Regions from separate parts of the Homo sapiens genome. Here region 2 is linked to region 1. The links are chromatin contacts, found by Hi-C or POLR2A ChIA-PET in ENCODE. All regions are on one chromosome and are shown on one strand. The core of a region is the stretch at or near the end of the contact, and the rest is flanking DNA. Distances in the headings are between cores, read along the strand shown. Region 1 holds the start of FNDC10 (fibronectin type III domain containing 10). Region 2 holds the start of SLC35E2B (solute carrier family 35 member E2B).

What was found. A loop is a pair of places that touch in the nucleus more often than their neighbours do. ChIA-PET counts read pairs that join two places held with the same protein, here RNA polymerase II (POLR2A). Pooled maps may share reads with other maps.
Region 2: a loop to region 1 is called in a pooled map, with 2.1 times the contacts of the local background. The contact joins the promoter of SLC35E2B here to the promoter of FNDC10 in region 1. A Hi-C loop is called at or near these places in 1 of 168 maps with a recorded cell type or tissue (naive thymus-derived CD4-positive, alpha-beta T cell) and 6 of 50 pooled maps. POLR2A ChIA-PET finds 5 or more read pairs at or near these places in 4 of 52 experiments (H1, HEK293T, Panc1 and 1 more).

What each region holds. Positions count from the first base shown.
Region 1 is chr1:1,597,040-1,604,911 of GRCh38, reverse strand. FNDC10 (fibronectin type III domain containing 10) reads left to right here and starts at 4,777. Exons shown (of 1, transcript NM_001242659.2): 1 at 4,777-6,900. The coding sequence starts at 4,897. The coding sequence ends at 5,577. It overlaps LOC105378586 (a long non-coding RNA gene), which reads right to left and starts at 5,479. Exons shown (of 3, transcript NR_147951.1): 1 at 5,296-5,479; 2 at 4,206-4,255. RefSeq lists silencers at 3,145-3,287, 4,701-4,750, 5,051-5,170, 7,399-7,448 and enhancers at 3,644-4,303, 4,304-4,963, 4,964-5,623, 5,624-6,282.
Region 2 is chr1:1,690,045-1,697,916 of GRCh38, reverse strand. SLC35E2B (solute carrier family 35 member E2B) reads left to right here and starts at 5,122. Exons shown (of 10, transcript NM_001290264.2): 1 at 5,122-5,468; 2 at 6,524-6,941. RefSeq lists silencers at 4,649-4,728, 5,299-5,458 and an enhancer at 5,293-5,587.

The DNA of each region.
Region 1 (7,872 bases), core at 3,528-6,027:
CTGCTGCCACTCACCTGCCGACTCGCTGCCTGTCTGTACTAGAGGTCAGGTAGTCAAGGGGCGGGTTCCAGGTTAGGCTCATTTCCTACGTGACCTGGTCACCAAGAGGCATAGCTCCTTTCCTAAGTGCAAAGTATCTGAGCACCTGAGGGTCCGCCGTGAGCCCGAGGGTCCACTATGAGTGCTAAGGGTCTGCTGTGAGGGCCTGAGGGTCCACTCTGAGCCCCGAGGGTCCACCGTGAGCCCTGAGGGTCCACTGTGCTCCAGTCCACTTGGGTCTAATGGAACCACTGGACCTGGAGAAACTGCCCAACCCCCATTGCTCAGAACTGGGTGGCCTGGGCTTCCTCAGGGGGACCCTGGAAGCCGGGGCTGCTGCATCCCTGCTCTACCAGGGAGAAAACAGAGGCCTGGGTGGTGGGGCCGTGGCTTCCGGTCTGCTGACCACCTGCCCTAGAAACATGCTTCAAAACGCTGCAGGCCAGGCTCATGCCAGTAATCCCAGCACTTTGGGAGGCCGAGGCAGGAAAATCACTTGAGGCCAGGAGTGTGTGACCAGCCTGGGCAACGCAAGAGACTCTGCCTCTACAAAAAAAAAAAAAAAAAAAAAAAAAAAAAGAAGCAAAGGAAAGAAGGGAAAGAAAGGGCCCAAAGGATCGGGGGTTAGTTGGATGAAGGCTCTGGCAGGCACAAGCTCAGCTCTGGGGTACCTGTCAGTCTCACGGTAACAAGCAGCCAGCACTGCAGGAAACGGGCAGCTGCTGGGAAAGAGTCCGCTCCACCTTCCCTGAAGGCCCTGGAGGATGGGGCTCCTCCCAGCTCTTGCAGCCACCAAGCCCTGGGCCTGGGGTCTGTGGGGCCCCTCAGCTTCACCCCTCCACTGGCGACGCCACTGTGGATGCTCTTGGGATGGGACCCAGGAAGTCACCTCCTCCCCCAGCTCGGGCCACAGAGATGCCCGGGCCAAGGTGTCATCTGCTTCAGTGGTTGGGCTGAGGCACCTGCAGGGACTGGGACCCCATCCTGCGAGAGCCCAGGGAGACTGAGGATAGCACTTGAGAAAGTCACCCCAGAGAGGGGCTTTCAGGTTCTGATCCCACTGAGGTCAGTATTTGGCCCGGGCTCCGAGCCCAGGATCTGGTGAGAATGGGGCACTCCTACCCAGCACCAGCGGAGAAGCAGTGAGGGTGGGGGGCACCCACCTCTCCACCAGGGGCTCTGTCCCCTCCCTGGAATTTTGGAGGCATGACCAGAAGTTGTGAAGGGCTCACAGGGGCACATTTCTGGAAGAGAAAGCGGTCACTGCTGCTGGAGAAATGGGAGACCCACAGGGGCAGGAAAGGGTGGCTCCCGGGAGCCCTAAGGGACACGTGTGCCAGGATGCTGACACTGGCACCCAGCTCCCAGGGTAAAGGGGCTGCGGGTCGTGAGGGCCATGAGAAGCGGGTGGCTGCTGCCCTGGAGCTCTCATTCTTACAGCTCCTAAGCATCGGAGCCATTCCCCAGGTCCCCAGGGACCCACATGCTCAAGTCCCAGCAGACCCCGTGCCAGCTGCAAGGTTCCCTCAAGGCCATGGCCAGCAGGACACCTCGTCTCTGGAAGCTCCCCCGCCCCCATGTCTCCACTAATGCTGGAGACTTCCATCGTTACTGGTCCAGCCTTCCCCTGCCAGGCAAAAGCATTTCCAACCTGTCCTGGAGCTGGGGCAGTTGGAGAGAAGAGGGGTTCCCAGAGGGCGGCCTGCCTAGAGGGCCGGCAGCTTCCCTGCTACAGTGAGGACTGAGCCCTGGCCAGGGCTGCCCACGAGCCCCCGTGGCCCAGTCACCTGTGTGGGGAGATCAGGAGTGGCTGGGTGGGACCTCTGAGGGGTCCCCTGGACAGACACCCCTCCGGGGGCAGAAGTAGGGTCTCAGAGGACAGGGGAAGCACTCATCAAGCAGGGACCCCGTGGGTGGGGCTCAAGCTGTGGCAGAGGATGGGCCAACCTGGGGAGCAGAGGGACAGCATTTCAGAGACCGTCTGATGCTTCCAAGCAAGACAAGAAGCTGAAAACGTCTGATAGTTATTTTTCTGACACTTTCTATTTATGGAAGTGATACTTACTATTCACGATCATGGTCTGCTTTTAGAAAGCACTCTAGGTGAAAAAGTGAACTCATTCAAAGAAAACATTTAGTGACTGTCAGAATGCTGGTGTGTGTACAAACAGCATTGGAGACGGCGCTCCAGGTGGGGAAGCGTGTGCGCGTGAAAGGCCACCGCTGCTCAAGTGCAGGTGCTAAGCAGAGGTCACTCCCTCCCTCTCCTCCTCACCCCTCCCTGTCCCCTTCCCTCCTTCCTTCCTTAGGGTTGGCCCCAGCTGGACTTCGCAATATCTGGGTCCCCATGGCTCAGCAGGAGGCCGCGGGAAACAATGTTTTCCTCTCGCAGGCTCGGTTTCTGCCACTCTGCTAGCAGCCCGAGGCTCCACTCTTTTCTCTGCTGGTCTCTCTTCCCTCACCACTGGCCTCTCACCAGGAGCTCAGTCCCAGAACTACGTCTGCAACCACAGTCCCTAGCTAGAGGCCCGATGCAAGGCAGGCAGGACCATCTTCATAGGGGTCTGCAGGGTCTGCAGCCACGACACGCCGGGACCCTGGGTTGCAATGGTCAGAAACCCTGTGTTTCGGTGTTGACAATGACTTTGCAGTCCAGGAGGTGGCTGGCTTCAGGTGAGGCTGGATCCAGATGCTGGAAGCAGCTGGGCCGGGCTGGCGTCCTACCTCTCCCAAGGCTGGCTTCATTCTCCCGTTCTTCCCACCACCCACCTTCAGGGCCACAGCAGCTGGAATCCAACACCTGTCAGGGGCAGTCGCCCCCTCACATGAGCTTCAGCAAAGGCCTCGAGGCTAAGGGGTCCAGTCTGGCTGGCCGCGCCCAGGTCATCTGCCAACTCCTAGGCAGGGGAGTGTCAGCCCCACCCAAGCTCCCCATGACCTGAGGATGGATAAAGGGGGCTGCCCAGAGGGAAATGCAGGTGCTGCTACAAGAAGCTGGAATGGTCATGGCACAGGGTGAAGGCCCCAGCTGTCCTCAGGCCAACATGCCAAGATAGTTGGGGGCCGCCCCACCCCATATACCATCATCCAGGCTCCTGCCCTGCCCCACTGCCCATGCCCTCACACCTGGGGGCTGAGGGGCTTCCACTGGGAACTGGTGGCAGTAGGTCGGCTGAACCCCTGGGGAGTTCTGGGCAAGGACATGGGGGTCCCCTGAGTCACCATCACTCTCTGCTTCCCTGGGGCAGCCCCTGAGTCGCCTCACAACGCTGGGGCAAGAGTCAGAGCCCAGGGTTTGCCCTTCCTAAGCAGAGGTGGGAGCTGGGGGCAGGGGGCAGGGAGCGCCTCTCCCAAGGTCTCTGCCCCCAACCTCTCTGCGCCAGGTGCAGAGGCCTCAGCAGACCCTGCCAGGGGCCCAACAGGCTGGTGTAGGGGGTCAGGGCCCTCCATGCCGGGGACGGAGGTGCACCGTGACCACAGTTGGTGGGGGCCTGACCGCTGGGCCGGGGCTCTGGCAGAGCCCCTGAGATCCTGTGGGGTCCTGACCACTGCACTGGGTTTTTCAAGATGACCAGGAATTCGTGAGGCTGGGTGGTGACTCCGTGGGGGGGCGGAGACATGGCCATCCAGAGGTCGGGGACCAAGGACACCGTGAGCAGAATAGCCAGTCTCTCCTCACTCTGCCCCCAGGCAAGGAGAGCACAGGAAGGGGTTGCAGGAACTCATGGTCCAGTTGCCAGAGAGCCCCCCACAACCCCTGCAGACCCAGAGCTGGCTCAGCGGAGGTGCCAGCCCAGCCTTAGGTGCGAGGCTTGGCCTCCTTTCCAGTTAGGGCAGGCCGGCCAGGCCCGGCCACGTCTGCATACACAGTCCCTGGCTGTAGTCCTGGCCCTGGAGGGGTGTCCTGGTTGCTGGGTGATCTATGCAGGGACGGGAATGAGGGGCAGGGGTCTTGGGGTGTGTCCCGCCTTCCCCTCCCCCGTCGGTGCCACCTACTCAGTGCACCGGGTGGGCTTTTTGGATTCCCTTTGTCCAGCCCTGACCTCCCCACAGCCATCGGGAGGGCCCCCCAGAGCGCATCTGGAGGAGGAGGGGGCGCAATGAGGCAGGGAAGGTCGGCGCCCTGCAGCTGCCTCCGCTGCGTGTGGAGCGAAGGGAGTTCTCACCTTGCGAAGTCTCATCTGTCAGGCTTTCCTCCGGGTGGGCGCTGTCCGTCCTGAAAGGAACAGAAGCCGCGGGGTGAAGGAAAGTCTCCGTGCTGGTCCCCACCCCATCGGTATGGGCAGGTACCCTGACTGCGCGGGTCCCCGCCGCGGGTCCAGGGCGGCCAGCGTTGGGGTGCAAGGCCCGGGGTCCTGCGCGTGCCAGACCGCTGCGCCCCCATCGTAAAGCACGAAGTCCCCGACTGGTGTGGCCACGGGCGGTCGCGGAGCTGCACGACGCGAAACGAAGCCGGCCACAGCCCGTGAGTTTCGGCTCGGAAAAGCCGCAGGGGTCCAAGGTGCGCTCACTAGGCGGGAAGCCGGGAGAGCGGCGGCCCTGCCCGCACCCCGCGCCCCTGCCCGCACCCCAGCCCCACCGGCACTCCGGCCGCCTCGCTGCGTCCCCCTCCTCCCCCCCACCCCCGATCCCCCGCACCCGTAGGCCGCGGCCCGGCGAGGGTTAAGGGGGGCGGGGCGAGGGGCGGCCCCGCCTCCGCCGCCGCGCCGGGTCCGAGCGCGCACGGGGCGCGGGGGCGGGTCGGAGCGGGCGGCGGCGGAGGGCGCGGCGCGCCGGGGATCGCGGGGAGCGGGCAGCGGGGACGGCGGCGGCGCGGCCCGCGTGACCCAGCGCCGCGCCCCGTGGCCCCGCCGCAGGATGCGCGCCCCGCCGCTGCTGCTGCTGCTGGCCGCCTGCGCGCCGCCGCCCTGCGCCGCGGCCGCCCCGACGCCGCCGGGCTGGGAGCCGACCCCCGACGCGCCCTGGTGCCCCTACAAGGTGCTGCCCGAGGGCCCCGAGGCGGGCGGCGGGCGCCTGTGCTTCCGCAGCCCCGCGCGCGGCTTCCGCTGCCAGGCTCCGGGCTGCGTGCTGCACGCCCCGGCCGGCCGCTCCCTGCGCGCCAGCGTCCTGCGCAACCGCAGCGTCCTCCTGCAGTGGCGCCTGGCCCCGGCCGCCGCGCGCCGCGTGCGCGCCTTCGCGCTCAACTGCTCGTGGCGCGGCGCCTACACGCGCTTCCCGTGCGAGCGCGTGCTCCTCGGGGCCTCCTGCCGCGACTACCTGCTGCCCGACGTGCACGACAGCGTCCTCTACCGCCTGTGCCTGCAGCCGCTGCCGCTGCGCGCTGGGCCCGCCGCCGCCGCGCCAGAGACCCCCGAGCCGGCCGAGTGCGTGGAGTTCACCGCCGAGCCGGCCGGCATGCAGGACATCGTGGTGGCCATGACGGCGGTGGGCGGCTCCATCTGCGTCATGCTGGTGGTCATCTGCCTGCTGGTGGCCTACATCACCGAGAACCTCATGCGCCCGGCCCTCGCGCGCCCCGGCCTGCGCAGACACCCCTGAAGCGCGAGGCCGCCCGCCCATCTTTGCGCCACCTGCCTGAGGGCGCCTGAGCTCCCAGGTCCTCCGCCCGCTCTCCTCTCCTCATTCCTGCTGCCTCCTTAAGATCCCCGCGGAGGAGGACCTGCCGGCGACGGCTCCGGCACTTTGGCATCATCACACGCCCTTTCCAGCCGGGCGTCAGACTCCCAGACTCTGGCCCCGGATTGGCCCCTGGGCTTGCGCTGCTGTGCCAGCCGCATCCAGGGCTCTCCCCGCTCTCCGCAGGCCTTTATAGAGGCGGCCAGGGCATGGAGCCCCTTCCAGCAAGAGCCATGGGCACTCCGGCTCACCCCGCACCTCCATCCTGTGCCGAATTGTCCCAGACAGACCGTCGCCATTGCTCGGTCACTGTGCTTTGCAGGCCTGGGGCGCAGCTCTCCAAGCCTGTCCTGCCCCGCCCCACCCCACTGGGCTTAGGTTAGCTTCGTGCCTTAGTATCTCGGGCCCACTGCAGGAGCCAACACCCTCTGCTGTCCAGGGGGGGTCTGTGGCCCTAAGATTGGCCGGCCTCTCCATGCATCTGGCCAGCGTCCCCTTGGAGACACCTTCACCCTCAAGCGCTGCAGAAGCATGAGGTGAGGGCCTGCAGCGCTCTGTACCGTTTAGGGTGTTGGACCAGCCGGGAGCCTGGCAGGCCTGGCCCAGCGGCCAGGGTGAGTGTTCTCAGACCCCGGGCAGCTGGTGGTTCTCCAGGGCCAGGTACCCCTTTTGTGTGTGCGACCTCTGACTAGGTCCCTGTGGGAATGGGGCAGATGGCGGCCATCACCACTGGGTCCCAGGGCAGAAGCTTAGATACCGGCCTTGAGCAGCCCGACCTTCCACCGCTGCCTGGATCCCAAGCCTCAGCCGACCCAGGGGACCTTGGTGGCAACGGTGTGACTGACAGCACCACCCCTAGCCTTTGCATGCCCAGGGGTCGAGAGCCAGTATCCGGCCCAGACAATGCCACCCGCCATGGAAGAAAAGCTGACCCTGCCCACCTGCTGCAGACCCGGGCCCCGGGCCGAGGTTGCTTTCTGTGACGACCGCCTGGTGACGCTGGACACCAGGAGGGTTATGGCACTGCCCTCCCCTCCTGGAGCCCCTGGCACTGACCACCTGGACTTGACCTGACTCCTGGTCACTGGCCAAACACCCATCCTCACCCCAGCCACCCCGGGCCCTGGCTGGTGCCGTGTGACACCTGTAGCCCACCTGTGTGTCTTTGCTCCGCCCACCCCTGCGTGGCGCCGGTCAGGCGCAAACCTGGCGCCAGTGTCTAAATGTCCATCATTCTCAGACCAACAGAGCTGTCTGTGTGTTATTTGGGAGGTGGGAGGGAAGGAAAAGGTGGATTCCCCTTCTCCCCACATCCCCTGGGACCCTTGGGTATGGGCTGGTGTCTGGCCCCAAACCCTCTCCTGGCCTGGGTGGCATTGGCCCAGGCAGCGTGTGCGGCACGCTGCCTTGCAGTTCCTAGCAGGACAGGCAGGGTGCCCCCTGTTTGTCTCTGCACCTTCTTGTCCTGGGCCAGCTGTGTTGGCGGGGGAAGGGGAAGACGGTACCTGCCGTGCTTAGAAATAGCCCATTCCCACGGCGACACACTTGAGCTGTGACAGTGGCAATTAGGCTGCTCCGGAGGGGCTCACCTCCCTGCCTGGGCCTCCCTGGCAGAGCTAGAGCTGGGGTGGGGACGGTGGGCAGAGGACAGCCTGGGGCTCCTGTGTGTATCCTGTGCTGAATGCCACCCTCCCTCCCCCACAGGCTCTTCCAGGCTGTCCTTGAGGCACTTGCAGCCAGGGGTGACCCTGAGGAAGCAAAAACAGGCGGGGGGGGGGGGGGCGGAGGGGGAGGGGGAGGAGGAGCCCAGCTCTGAGGAGTGACTCATCCCTAGAGGGGGTGTGCAGCGATGTGTGTAGACAGCCTGGTGGGAGTGGGGGGCTTCCCGTTCCAGCCACCTTCTGCCCTGGTCACCTGCAAGGGTGTTTCCATGTCTTCTACCAGCAAAGGCAGCGTCCAGGGAGCTGGGGCAGCACGGCTCCTTGGGGAGCAGCCGGGAAGTTTCGGAGGCTCCCTGGCCTGCGGTGGGATTCCGGCTTGTTTGTGAGCTTAGGCTCACACGGGCTATAGCCACAGGCCTGTCCTGCCAGTTCTGGGGGCTTCTCAGAGGCATGGAGTCCAGCTGAGGGTTTGCAGAAGTGGCTTGAGCAGCCTGCAAGGCCCAGGGGACAAGCCTTGGCCTGGGAGTGGGCGTCCCTGCCAGGGAGGGGCGTCTGC
Region 2 (7,872 bases), core at 3,873-6,372, 93 kb before region 1:
GCTTTGGGGAGCACAGAGGCCCCAAGACATCCTCGGGGGCTGCCGGGCTCAGGCTCTGGGGCATGGAAACCTTTTCGAGCCTGAAACGGCGGCATCCACGGTCCCTGCCGGGCCAGTGCCAGCCTGCACCCTGGGCACCTCTGTGCTGGGCCCGGCACCCCCACCCTGCCTCCCACAGCCAGGGTGTCTCCTCAGGTCAGGTCCAAAGGGGCTGCAGCCAGGCCCAAAGACCCAGCCCAAGTCCCACGGCTCCTGCGGGGTCTGGGTGAGGCCTGTCCTGCTGGGAGCCCAGGAGGCTGCGACCCTGCCTGGAGCTGGAAGTCTGGTTGGGGGGTAGTAGGGTCGGGGGAAAGCAGGGTGGGGCAGGTACAGGGTAGAGAAGCCAGCTGGAGGAGCCCAGGGAAGGCTGGCGGTGCTGGGGATGTAGGGGACAGCAGGAGCTGGTACATCACCACATGTTTCAGCTGCTTCCAGCACATCCTGCCCCAGAAGGATCTCAGCCAGGGCATGGGCTGCCTTCAGGGTCTGGCAACACCAAGGAGCCAAGGCAGGTGGTAAACCGAGGCCACAACCTCCTTAGGAGCCTCCACAACCAGGGCGCACAGCTGAAAGAGGAAGGAGGCCCCTGCGGAGAGCAGGGTGGGCAGGAGTGGGTGGCCAGGACAGGTGGTGCCCAGTGACCGGCGGTGGGGACCCGGGAGCCACAGAGGAGCCGGCTCAGCCACCCCTGTGCAGGAGGCACCTGGGGCCTGTACTCAGGCCTCACCCAGGGCTGCCCCACGCCCACATCCTGCTGACAAGCCCCCAGGACCAGCATCCCCACCCAGCTGCTCTGTGCAGAGGGGACAGGAGGCCAGACAAAAAGATGGACAAACACCCACGTAGATTCACACACACACAAACAGACACACCACACAGAAAAATATGCATGGACACCACTGAGACACACGCAGGCACCACACACTCAGAGACACACACACAGACACATCACACAGAAAAATATGCATGGACGCCACTGAGACACACGCTAACACCACACACTCAGACACAAACACACCACACACACAGACTCACACAGATACACACACAGAAAAATACACATGGACGCCACTGAGACACATACACTCAGAGACAGGCAGTGCGCTCTGGGAAACAGGATGGTTCCTCCAAACCAGTGAAGGGCCCAGGAAAGCATGAGCGGCCCTGACATGTATGGAGGGTCCAAAGGCTGCGGGAACTTGCCCGTGAGTGACCTTGGCCTGGAGAACTCCCCGGCCTCAGTTTCCCCACCTGCTGATGAGGACAAATTGCAGGGGCATGAGCGGCTGCTGCTCCCCTACCTCTGCGCAGGTGGCCGAGTGGCCTGCAGGCTGGGTCTCCAGGTGGGGACCCTTCCCTCTTCCTCCCCACCCACTCTATCCCCTTCCGGCGTCATGTGGATAGAAATTCATTAATATGCACAACAAATGACTACATGCAAGCAGGAAAACATTTGCAATAATACAGCAGGTCGATGTTCTCAACTAGCAAAACAGATGCAATAATACAATTCGTGGATGTTCTCAATACAGACAAAGCTCATATAATCGACACAAAACATTCACAGAAAAATTGTCAAAGGGCAGAAACCGATGACTCAAGGAAGAATATAAATAGCTAAGAAGTAAATGATCAATAATCAAACTAGAACATAATCAAAGAACTTTAAAATTAAAATTATTAATACACTCCTCCCAGGCAAAATAGCAAAGAGAGGGGACATGGTGGCTCACACCTGTAATCCCAACACTTTGGGAGGACGAGGTGGGAGGTCCTTCTGGGGAGAGGAAGAGAGGAAAGCACACAGGCTTCCAGACACTATTCCAAAATCATTAATACGCACACCCCAGGCCCAGCACGGTGACAGCCACCTGCAGACCCAGCTACTCGGGAGGCTGAGGCCAGAGAGCCCTGAGTTTGAGCCCAGCCTGGGCAAAGTAGCGAGATCCCCCATCTCAAAAATAAAATAAAATGCATGGTTCCTCATGAAATGTAAGGCTTTGCTATAAAAACTTTGAGAGGCCAGGCGTGGTGGCTCACACCTGTAATCCCAGCACTTTGGGAGGCCAAGGTGGGTGGATCATGAGGTCAGGAGTTCAAGAGCATCCTGGCTAACAACGGTGAAACCCCGTCTCTACTAAAAATACAAAACAATTAGCTGGGCATGGTGGCGGGTGCCTGTGATCCCAACTCCTCGGGAGGCTGAGGCAGAAGAATCTCTTGAACCTGGGAGGTGGAGCTTGCAGTGAGCCGAGATCGCGCCACTGCACTCCAGCCTGGGCGACAGAGTGAGACTCCGTCTCAAAAAAAAATAAAGGCCGGGCGTGGGGTAGCTCACGCCTGTAATCCCAGCACTTTGGGAGGCTGAAGCGGGCAGATCACAAGGTCAGGAGATGGAGAACATCTTGGCCAACATGGTGAAACCCTGTCTCTACTAAAAATATAAAAATTAGCTGGGCGTGAGGGCACACATCTGTAATCCCAGCTACTCAGGAGGCTGAGGCAGGAGAATCACTTGAACCCGGGAGGCGGAGGTTGCAGTGAGCTGAGATCGTGCCACTGCACTCCAACCTGGGCGATGAGAGCGAAATTCCATCTCAAAAAAAAAAGGAGTACTTTTTATAAATCTGCTTTTGAAATCATTTGGATACCACAGCGGCCCTGCTGACCACAACAGCTGAGACTGTTGGGCAAATCACCAGACATTTCTGGGTTTCCTGGAAAGTAGGAGAATCTACTTTGTAAACTGCTCTCAAATTTATGAACTCCGTGTGGATAGTGAACTCAGGCAGCAGGCAGGTGGCACTCCACTGCGTTAATTTCACTTCATTTTATAATTTTCTTTCTTCCTTTTTTTTTTTTTTTTTTTTTTGACGGAGTCTCACTCTGTCGCCAGGCTGGAGTGCAGTGGCCCAATCTTGGCTCACTGCAAGCTCTGCCTCCTGAGTTCAAGTGATTCTCCTGCCTCAGCCTCCCAAGTAGCTGGGATTACAGGCACGTGCCACCATGCCCGGCTAATTTTTTTTCGTATTTTTTGTAGAGACGGGGTTTCATCGTGTTAGCCAGGATGGTCTCGATCTCCTGACCTCGTGATCCGCCCGCCTCGGCCACCCAAAGTGCTGGGATTACAGGCGCGAGCCAACGCACCCAGCCTTTTTTTTTTTTTTTTTTTTTTTTTTTTTTTTTTTGTGAGACAAGGGTCTCACTCTGTCGCCCAGGCTGGAGTGTGGTGCTGTGATTCTAGCTCACTGCAGCCTCAAGCTCCCAGGCTCAAGCCATCCTCCCACCTCAGCCTCCCGAGTGGTTGGAACCACAGACACCATCGCTGCGCTCTGACCGGCTCCCGGGGGCGCTCCGTGCCCCTCCTCCTGCCCCACTCCTCTGGGGACATCCCCACCAAAGACCCCACGGGAGGAAACAGTCCCAGCCTCTGGCCCAACCCGGCTGCGGGCGCCACGGGGAAGCCTGGGGAAGGAGGCTGCCATCAGCCTCCTGAAGCTTTACGAAGGTTCATGCAACGGAAACAAAAACAAGTGGAAGTTTAACAAAACGTAAAAGTAATATTTATTTATTTATTTATTTATGAGATGAAGTCTCCCACTGTCGCCCAGGTCGGAGAGCAGCGGCGCTATCTCGCCTCACTGCAACCTTCAACTCCAAGGTTCAAGCGATTCTCCTGCCTCAACCTCCCGAGTAGCGGGGACCACAGGCACGCGCCACGAGACCCGGGTAATTTTTTTTTGTATTTTTAGTAGAGATGGGGGGGGGTTCACTATGTTGGCCAGGCTGGTCTCGAACTCCTGACCTCAGGCGATCCGCCCGCCTCAGCCTCTCAAAATGCTGGGATTACAGACGTGAGCCACCTCGCCCGGCCAAAAGTAATCTTTTCTTTTTTCTTTTGACAGGGAGTCTCGCTCTGTCGCCAGGCTGGAGTGCAGTGGCGCCATCTCGGCTCACTGCAACCTCCGCCTCCCGGGTTCAGGTGATCCTCCTTCCTCAGCCTCCGGAGTAGCTGGGATTACAGGCGCCCGCCACCACGCCCGGCCAATTTTTGTATTTTTAGTAGAGACGACGTTTTACCACGTTGGCCATACCAGGCTGGTCTCAAGCTCCTGACCTCGTGATGCGCCGGCCTCGGCCTCCCAAAGTGTTGAGATTACAGGCGTGAGCCACCGGGCCCGGCCCAAAAGTAATCTCTAAAGAGCCCTTTAGCCGTAACTTCATTCCTGAAAATTATTTGGGAAAGTAACGCTAGGAAAACGCTCGACGAAGCTCCGGAGCCGGGGGTCCTCGGGGCCGCAGGCGCGCCCGCGGGTGTCTGCTCCGGATGTCCCGCGGCAGCCCCGACGCCAGCCTGGATACGAAGGCCCCGCCCCGGAGCGCGCCACCAGCCAATCAGCGCCCTGAGGCGAGTCCTCACCCCGCGCGGCGGCCCCGCCCCCCGCAGCTCCGGGCCCAGCTGTCAGAGCAGCTTTCCCTCAGGCTGGGCGGAGCGTGGCCACTTCCGCCAGGAGGCGCCTTTGTGTCTTCTAAGTTAAGCCTATTCAGTGGATTTCTTATTCCTGGAACCCAAACCTGGGCAGTAAACCCTCCGGGGCTTAGAGGCCGCTGCCTCCACAGACTGGCCGATCCCGCCCTGAAGTGCCGCTGGTGGAACAGCCCGGGCGGAACCGCCCGGGCGGAACCAACGGGCTGCCGCGGGGGGTGGGGCCACGGTCCCCCCCCTTCTGCCTTCAGTGGAACGGCCCCGGCGGAACCAACGGGCCACGGGGATGCACTACGCGCACCGTCGTCCTCTCCCTCTGCCTGCAGTGGAACGGCCCGGGCGGAACCAACGTGCGGCCGCCCGGAGCACTCGGCGCGCCGTGTCCCTCCCCGTGTGGCTGCACTGCAACGGCCCGGGCTGGACCACCAGGCGGCAGCGGAGAGGCACTTAAAAGCCCCGTGTTACCCTAGACCTTAAAAAAAAAAAAAAAACTGCGTGTTTCCACCCCCGTCGGCCTGCAGTGGAAGGGCCCGAGCAGAACCAACGGGGGAGGGGACGCTGAGCGCGCCGTGTTTCTCCTCCCGTCTGCCTGGAGTAGAACGGCCCGGGCGGAACCAACGGGCAGCCGCGGGGGCGTTGTGGGCCGCGGCGCGTTTCCCCGGCTCCGTGGCTCTGGGGCACTGAGGAGCGGCGCCCGCGGGGCAGCGAGGAGCCCGATGCAGGGTTCTGCGCGTCATTTCCGGTCCCGCGGGCGCCCCGTGAAGCCCACCTGGATCCGCCAGCGCTGTGCCACTCCCCAGTGCCGAGCTCCGAGCTGTCTCCGCGGCCTCGCGCCCGGCCCCTCCACCGCGCGCCTCTCAGGCCCCGCCCGCCAGCGTCCCTTTGTTGTGAAGGCGCCGGGGCCTAGCGCTATGCCTGCGGCGGAGACTGCATCAGGCTCTCGGTGGGTTCTGCGTGCGGGGTGCTCTGCTCGGTGATCGGTGCTGGGTGCTGCGTGCTCGGTGCTCGGTGCTGGGTGCTGGGTGCCGGTACTGATGCTGAGTGTGCGGGCGTCCGGGGTTTCCCTGCCCGGATTCGCTCCTGGGGGTCCTTTCCTATGGCTGGCGCTGTGCGCGGAAAACGCTGGTGGGGTTTTCCCAGCTGGCTTTAAGCGTTTTCACGTCCGGGAGTCCACGGCGACCCCCACGCCCTGAAGCCTGGGAACGCGGTGTGCGTGGCCGCAAAAAGAACAACAACAACAAAAAAACACAAAACAAAACACGCAAAAAACTAAAGCAAAACTCCCGACAGCCGAGCCCCGTTCGGTGCCTTTTCTTTTTTTTTTTCTTTAATGGAGTGAAATCTACTTTGCTCAGGAAGCCTGCAAATCACATTTTCAGGCCAAACGAGGCAGTATTTTAGAAGGGGTCGCTGAGGCAGGAGTAGGAAGGCTTTCCACTCCACTCACGCATTTTCAGTGTAGGCGAATCGTAAAACGGAGGGCAGAACGAAAATGAGCGGATCTGGGAGTGCAGGCTGCGCTTCGTCCACATCGATAACAGATGTTTCCTGGTGAAGATGTGTAGGGCGCAGCGGGTCACCTGGTCGGGGGAGGGCACAGGGCGTCCCTCCACGGGGTGCCTTTGGCGTTGGGCACTTGTGTGGTCTCCAGCTTCCGGGTTTTGGAAGCGGAGTGTCCCCTGCAGCCTGAGCCTCTTGCAGGTGGTTTCCTTGGGACGAACTCCCAGGGGGAGGTCTGAGTTCTGGGGCATGGTTTGAAGATTTGGGACACATTTTGCCTGAAATTCCCTGCTGGCCGTTTGAACCCACCTGGACTTCCTGACCAGGGGCACGGATTCTTAACCTCTGGTGCAGGGGCCTGGCTAGGAGAGGTCTGCACAGTTGGACGAGGTGCAAAGTGACGCTTTGTCAGTAACCCGGCGTTGAGATTCCTGTGGTGGGACGAGCAGCTCCTATGGCTTTATCCCATTTTAAATCCAAGTTTTCTTTTCCTTCTAGTCCTCGGGCTCCACCCGGGGAGCTGTGCCCAGACAGCAGAAGGGAAGGATGTCACTTCTGAGATGAGGTTCAGAAAGGTCTGGGCTCCTGTCCTGGCTGCTCTCTCCCACTCCCTGATGAGCTTGCTGGATGAAAGCTCCTGTCAGGCTGTGGGGCGTCCTGTGGAGAAGCTGGCAAGAAACTGGTGGGGGCCCTTTCCACCTATAGCCAGCAAGGAACTGAACCCAGCCAGCGTCCACCTGAGTGAGCTCAGAGGTGGGCCTCAGCCCCAGTTGAGCCTTCGGATGAGGTCACAGCCCTGGTCCATGGTGTGACTGCAGCTTCAGGAGGGACCTTAAGCCAGAGGTGCCTGGCTAAGCTTCCCGCAGATTGCTGCCCCACAGGAGCCAACATCAAAAGCATTTGTTGTTTTGAGGTGGTAAGTGTGGAATGACTGTTACAGGGCAGTAGAGAAGGAGCATGCACCCTTCCTGCTTCTTATTTGCCTTTTAGAAATTGTCCTCTGTGAATCGCTTGAACCTGGGAGGTTGAGGTTGCAGTGAGCTGATATCTCACCACTGCACTCCAGCCTGGGCGACAGGAGCGAAACTCCTTCTCCAAAAACATAAATTCTTCTCTGTGAAATATGTTGTTTTGTTTTTTTTTTTTCTTTACTTTTTGAGACGGAGTCTTGCTGTGTCACCCAGGCTGGAGCAGGCGCAGTCTCAGCTCACTGCAACCTCCGCCTCCCAGGTTCAAGTGATTCTGCTGCCTCAGCCTCCTGCGTGGCTGGGATTACAGGCGCCTGCCACCACGCCTGGCTAATTTTTGTATTTTTGGTAGAGACGGAGTTTCATCATGTTGGCCAGGCTGGTCTCGAACTCCTGACCTCAGGTGATCTGCCCGCCTTGGCCTCCCAAAGTGCTGGGATTACAAGCATGAGCCACCATGCCCCGCCAACATTTTTTTTTTTTTGCCTGTTTTTCTACTTGGTTTGTAGGAATTCTTTATACTTTCTGGATATTAATCCTTTGCCATGTTGCAAGTATTTTTTCCCAGGTTGTGGCTGTTGATTTCACTTTATGGTATGTATATATATATATATATTTTTTTTTGTTTCTTTTTTTTTTTTTTGAGACAGAGTTTTGTTCTTATTGCCCAGGCTGTTGTGCAATGGCGCGATCTTGGCTCATCACAACCTCTGCCTCCCGTGTTCAAGTGATTCTCCTGCCTCAGCCTCCTGAGCAGCTGGGGTTAAAGGCATGTGCCACCATGCCGGCCAACTTTGTATTTTTAGTAGAGATGGGGTTTCTCCATGTTGGTCAGACTGATCTGGAACTCCCAACCTCAGGTGATCCACCCACCTCAGC